2 separate regions of the Homo sapiens genome follow, and region 1 is linked to region 2. Evidence: read pairs that join two places in POLR2A ChIA-PET (ENCODE). Cell type or tissue: GM12878. All regions are shown on one strand. Each heading gives the region's core, and the rest is flanking DNA. Links, peaks and the distances in the headings are about the cores only.

Region 1 (2,914 bases), core at 211-2,710, 140 kb after region 2:
AATTCACATATAGGTAGACCTGTGTGGTTCAAACTGTCATTAAGGGTCACCTGTATATATTTTCTTTTTCCTTTTTATTTTTAGTAGAGACAGGCTTTTGCCACGTTGCCCAAGCTGGTCTCAAACTCCTGAGCTCAAGTGATCTGCCCACCTCGGCCTCCCAAAGTGCTGGGATTGCAGGTGTGAGCCGCTGTACCTGGCCCATTTTCGATTGCATCTTTTTAGAAGATCACTTTTGAAAATACTCTTTCCAATACATGTAATATATTAGCGTGATGTGTTCGAGCAAATATATTTTTACTGATGGATTGTGTGATTAAAAAAATATTGGGGTACCACTAGGCCAGAATTGACAGTTGCAAATCTTGCTGTGGCAGGAAGTAGCTGGGTGATCTTAGCCAAATTCTACCCTCATGTTTGTAGGAGGGCAGATTGAGAATTTAAAAGTAAAGCTTCAACCCAGGCTGGCGCCGAGTGGGCTCTTCACATGTGGTAGGGACTGTGGGGCTGGAGGACAATACACAGGGTGATCTGGAGGAAATTGTAGGGCTCTGCATTTGGGGGTAGAGAGGAAGACTGGGCGGGGACAGAGGATAGAAGCCCCGAACACCCATCCACAGAGCAGGAGTCGCAGCCAAGGAGGGAAGAATGGTATTCCCTGCACCTCCCTCCTCCAGCCCTTGAGAAGTCAGCCTTTCCCGGGCTGCACTGTTCCCTGGGGAACTTTGTGTCCAAAAATAGTTGCCTGCTGACTTTTCTCAGCCACACAAATCAAGCAGGATCCAAGTGTTCATGAGGATAAAGGGACAAACACAGACCTTCTGTCCTGGGAGGCCTGGAGTCATACTGCCTTCAACACAGCATGCAGGGGAGAAAGCCCAGACTGTGGGCCAGGAGGCTGACTTTCACCCCTGCCTTGTCCTGACCCCTGTGTGGCTTTAGGCAAGGCCTCTCCCCTCTCTGGATCCCAGTTTCCCCATCTGTGGAAGAAGGCCTTTGTGTGAGCTGCTCTGGGGGCCGCTGCACTGATGGGCTGCAGTTCTCTGAACCCTCCATGGCAGGGAGCTCCCTGGGGGACCGTGCCCACTCTGGGTCAGCTTTGCACTTCCTGGGCCTGGCTCAGTGCTGGCATAGAGGAAGCGCTTAGGGAAATAGCAGGAGCGTCAGAAGGAAGAGGCAAAAGGAGATGAGAGGGAGAAGGAAAGAGGGAAAGAAGGAGAGGGTTGAGGGAAGGCAGCGGAGGAGCCCTTCTCTGGCTACCCTGTTCCTGCAGCAGCCGCCTGACGGGTCCCCCGTGTGGCCAGCCTCCCTGGTTCATTCTCCCAGAGCAGCCCAAGGGGAACTTTTAAACCACACCTCTGATGGGCTTTCCCTGTGTTCAATACCCCAGCCATCGGCGGCGAAACCACTCCCAGGTCCAGGAAAGCCCCTGGTAGGCTTGCTCCCCGCCCCCAGCTCGCCTCACTCCTCACTCGGAAGGCGTTTTCTTTAAATTGAGGTGAAATTCACATAACATAAAACTAACCATTTTTAGGTAAACAGTTCAGTGACATTTAGTATATTCACAGTGTTGTGTAACTGCCACCTCCATCTAGTTGCAAAACATTTTCATCACTTCAGAAGGAAATCCCATACCCAGCAAGCATTTAGTGCCCGCTCTCCTCTCCCCCAGCCCCTGGCAAATACCAGCCTGCTTTCACTCTCCAAGGAGTTACCTTGCCTGGATATTTCCTATCCATAGAATCACACTATATGTGACCTTTGTCGCATCTTTCACTTAGCATAATGTTTTTGAGGTTCATCTATACTGTAGCATGTGTTGGGACTTCATGCCTTTTCATTTGAGCACCTGTTTTTCAATTATGTTGGGTACAGGAATGCTACCTTTTTTTTTTTTTTTTTCCTTTTGAGACAGGGTCTCACTTTGTTGCCCAGGCTGGAGTGCAGTGGCGCTGTCATGGCTCACTGCAGCTTCGACCTCCCGGGCTTAAGTGATCCTCCCACCTCGACCTCTGGAGTAGCTGGGACTGCAGGTGTGCACAATTACACCTGGCTAATTTTTCGTAGAGACAAGGTTTTACCATGTTGCCCAGGCTGGTCTCGAACTCCTAGACTCAAGTGATCCACTCGCCTCAGCCTCCCAAAGTGCTGGGATTATAGGCGTGAGCTCTCCTACCTGGCCTGGAATGCTTTTTTCATCATCCTCCCCCACCTCTCAATCTGAATTCTTACCCCAGTGAGGTCAGAGAGGATTCTTGGAGGAACCGGCTTCTAAACTGGGATCACCAGACTTCCCTGGCCTGTGTCAGGGCAGCCCCCGTGCCTCCTCCAGCACATCTCACCTGGATTTGTAGTTGCCTGGTGATCGTCTGCTTCCTCCTGGGCCATCAGTTCTCCCATGAGCAGGGCCTGTGCCCCATGCCCACACGAAGAGCCAGTACGCAGTAACACTAGCTAGCATGCATTCAACACCTGTTCGTTGGTGCACTGGCCACTGGGCTCCTCATCCTGTGTCTCATCTAGTTTATAAAACCCTGGAGGGGGCCGGGCATGGTGGCTCACACCTGTAATCCCAGCACTTTGGGAGGCCAAGGCGGGTGGATCACAAGGTCAGGAGTTCGAGACCAGCCTCGCCAATACAGTGAAACTAAAAAATACAAAAATTAGCCGGGTGTGGTGGCGTGCACCTGTAGTCCCAGCTACTCAGGAGGCTGAGGCAGGAGAATTGCTTGAACCTGGGAGACGGAGGTTGCAGTGAGCCGAGATTGTGCCACTGCACTCCAGCCTGGGCAACAGAGTGAGACTGTGTCTCAAAAAAAAAAAAAAAAAAAAAAACCCTGGAGAGAGAGAGGAATTATTATCCCAGCTTTATTGATGAAGAAAATGAAGGCAGAGTGACTTGCCCAAGGTGACA
Region 2 (2,914 bases), core at 248-2,747:
TGTTCCCTCACTGTTCTCTGTTGACTTTTCATTCCTCTAGTGCTCATGAAAACAATTTCCTATATTAAATTCTCTCTGTTAAAGTCACAGTATAGTTTCTGTTTTCCTGATGCTAATGTCCCAGATGGGAGCTCCAATAGGAGCCTGGGTCTTGGAGTAATGGTGCAGGGCAGGGTCTTAGCCAACCTGCAGTGAACATGTGGTCTGAGTGAGAAATAAATATTTGTGCTGTGACTCACCAAGATTTCTGGGGTCATTTTTTTAATGTGGCATAATCTAGCCTATTTTGATTAATACAGAAGTCACAAATGTCACATTCCCCAGCTGGGGCCATAAGAAGAGGATTCTCTCCCCATGCCAGTAGGCAGAGAGCAGCACCCAAGGCAAGCTATACTCTGACAATTTAAAAATACTCCAAAGTCTGGACACATTTTGCTGTGTTTGAGATTGAGTAAAAGAGGAAAAGAGCCTAGGGTTTAGTTGTGAATATTTTTATTTTGTAAAGAGTTCTTAAAAGTAAATAAAGACAAAGATTATTGTAGAAAAATGAACAAAGGTATATATGGAAAAATGCTTAATCTTTTCAGGAATCAAAAAACATTTTTTTAAAGAGTCAAGGTCTCGCTACGTTACCAGGCTGGCCTCAAAGTCCTGGGCTCAAATGATCCTCCCACCTCAGCCTCCTGAGTAGCTGGGACAGAAAACAAATGTTAAAGTCATGCATTACCAATATTATGGATTGAATTGCGTCTTCCTCTGCCAAAAAAAGAGAAAAAGGTATGTTGACATCCGAACCCCCAGTATCTTATTAGAATGTAACCTTATTTGGAAATATGGAAATAAGGTCATTGCAGATGCAGTTAGTTAAGATGAGGTCCTACTGGAGTAGAACTGGCCCCTAATCCAACAAAATGGGTTTCGTGTTTTTTATTTTTTGTTGATTTTTGTTTTTTTGTTTTTGAGAAGGAGTTTCACTCTCATCACCCAGGCTGGAGGGCAGTGGCTTGATCTTGGCTCACTGCAACCTCTGCCTCCCGGGTTCAAGCGATTCTCCTGCCTCAGCCTCCCAAGTAGCTGGGATTATAGGTATGTGCCACCACACCCAGCTAATTTTTGTATTTTTAGTAGAGACAGAGTTTCTCCATGTACGCCAGGCTGGGCTTGAACTCCTGACCTTGGGTGATCTGCCTGCCTCTGCCTCCCGAAGTGCTGGGATTACAGGCATGAGCCACCGTGCCTGGCCAATGGGTGTCTAATAAGAAGCTGGCCATGTGAAGACAGAGACACTCAGGGAGAAAGCCGAATGTCAATGAAGGCAGAGATTGGAGCAATGCAGCTGCAAGCCAAGGCACACGAAAGATTGCCAGCAAGCCACCAGAAGCTAGGAAGACACCTGAAGCCAGAAGGACACCAAGAATGATTTCCCTGCAGGTTTCAGAGGCAGGATGGCCCTGCTGATACCTTGAGTTTAGAATTCTAGCCTCCAGAACTGTGAATACATTTTCTGTTCTTTTCAGCACACAGTTTGTGATACTTTGTTACAGTAGCCCAAGGAAACACATACAACCAATTTTTTTGCTTTTCAAATTGGAAAAGAATAAAAAGAATAAGTTCCCCAGGGCTTAGCAGAATGTTCACAAGGAGTGGGTAATAGGCATTCTTACATACTCCTGATGGGAGACGCTACCTATGAAGTCTTTTTGATAGGTGCTGGCAAAAAGTATCAATAATAGCCTCTAGAAAAGAATATACTTTTGGCCAGCTACTATGTCTCTATGAATTTATCTGAAGAGTTAAGAAGACAAAAGATTGTTTATTATAGCTATGCTGACAATAAGAGAAAGTTAAAATATTGAAGTGTCTGATAACAGAGGATTGCTTAAAGAAATCATGGTAAATTCTAAATGGTCATTAAGAATGACGTAGATTTATTTGCATTGCCATAGAAAAAGACTGACCACATATTGTTGGTATGATAGAGAAATTCAAATTATATATAATATCTATATAATGATGATTCCATTTTTGTAGGGAAAGATGTATATATTTACATACCTACGTATATTAAAAAAAAAAAGTCCCCAGGGTTTGATAAAGTACTTAGCAATTGGTAGACACCCAATAAACCTTTACTGAATGTATATAGGAAAAATGAATTTTTCTTTATACTCACAGTTAACACTTCTGTGGCCCCAGATATGTGAGTTTTTTTCCCACACAGACGGATTCTCCAACACCAGCTGGGTGTCGTACGATACAATTAAATTCTGACACTATCTACCTGGAGTTAACACAAGCCCCACAAGTTAAGGGTGCAGTCTTACAAGACTGCCACCCACTTCAGACACCAATCACAAGTCCACGCCATCACCTGCGCTTCTGACCAACCAGCTGTATATCGGAGGTTCCTACAACCTCCTTCTTAGTTTTGATCTTTGCCAGGGCAGCTCACAGAACTCAGGGAAACATGTATTTATGCTTACCAGTTTATTATACTGGATGGTACAAAGGATATAGACAAATAGTGGAGGAAGAGGTACGCAAGTCAAGGTATGTGGGAAAGGGGTGCAGAGCTTCCACGTCTTCTGTGGGCTTGACACCCTTTGAGAACCTTCCTGTGTTCAGCAACCTAGAAGCTTTCTGGACCCCATAGTTCAGGGATTTTTTGGAGTTTTATCACATGGTAGATTATTAATTCAGTCTCCAGCTCCTCTTCCCTTCCTGGGGGATACGGGTAGGCAGTGTGAGGCTGAAAGTTCTGAGCTTCTAATCACGGTTTCATGTTTCTGGCGACCACCTCCATTCAGGAACCCACTAAGAGCTGCCTCATTAGAACAAAATATGCTTCTATCATCCAGGAAATTCCAAGGGATTAGCAGCTCTGTGTCAGGAATTGGGGTCAAAGACCAAAAAA

Evidence for each region. Peaks named below come from ENCODE experiments on the same cell type or tissue, not always from the same donor. Only the 100,000 strongest peaks of a DNase experiment are listed, where the experiment ranks them.
Region 1: POLR2A ChIA-PET joins it to region 2 with 6 read pairs; 4 of 35 experiments call an interaction of 5 or more read pairs at or near these places.

What each region holds. Positions count from the first base shown.
Region 1 is chr9:114,381,577-114,384,490 of GRCh38, reverse strand. The region is part of intron 1 of AKNA (AT-hook transcription factor); the gene reads left to right. Among named protein-coding and RNA genes, the nearest start is that of AKNA, 4.9 kb to the left of the region's middle. RefSeq lists enhancers at 969-1,784, 1,919-2,900. In GM12878, for the core only: a CTCF peak has its summit at 1,295; a DNase peak (open chromatin) is centred at 1,350; H3K4me3 peaks cover 1,647 bases; H3K27ac peaks cover 2,365 bases.
Region 2 is chr9:114,519,340-114,522,253 of GRCh38, reverse strand. No RefSeq gene overlaps it. Among named protein-coding and RNA genes, the nearest start is that of WHRN, 15 kb to the right of the region's middle. In GM12878, for the core only: no CTCF peak of the experiment used is centred there; no DNase peak of the experiment used is centred there.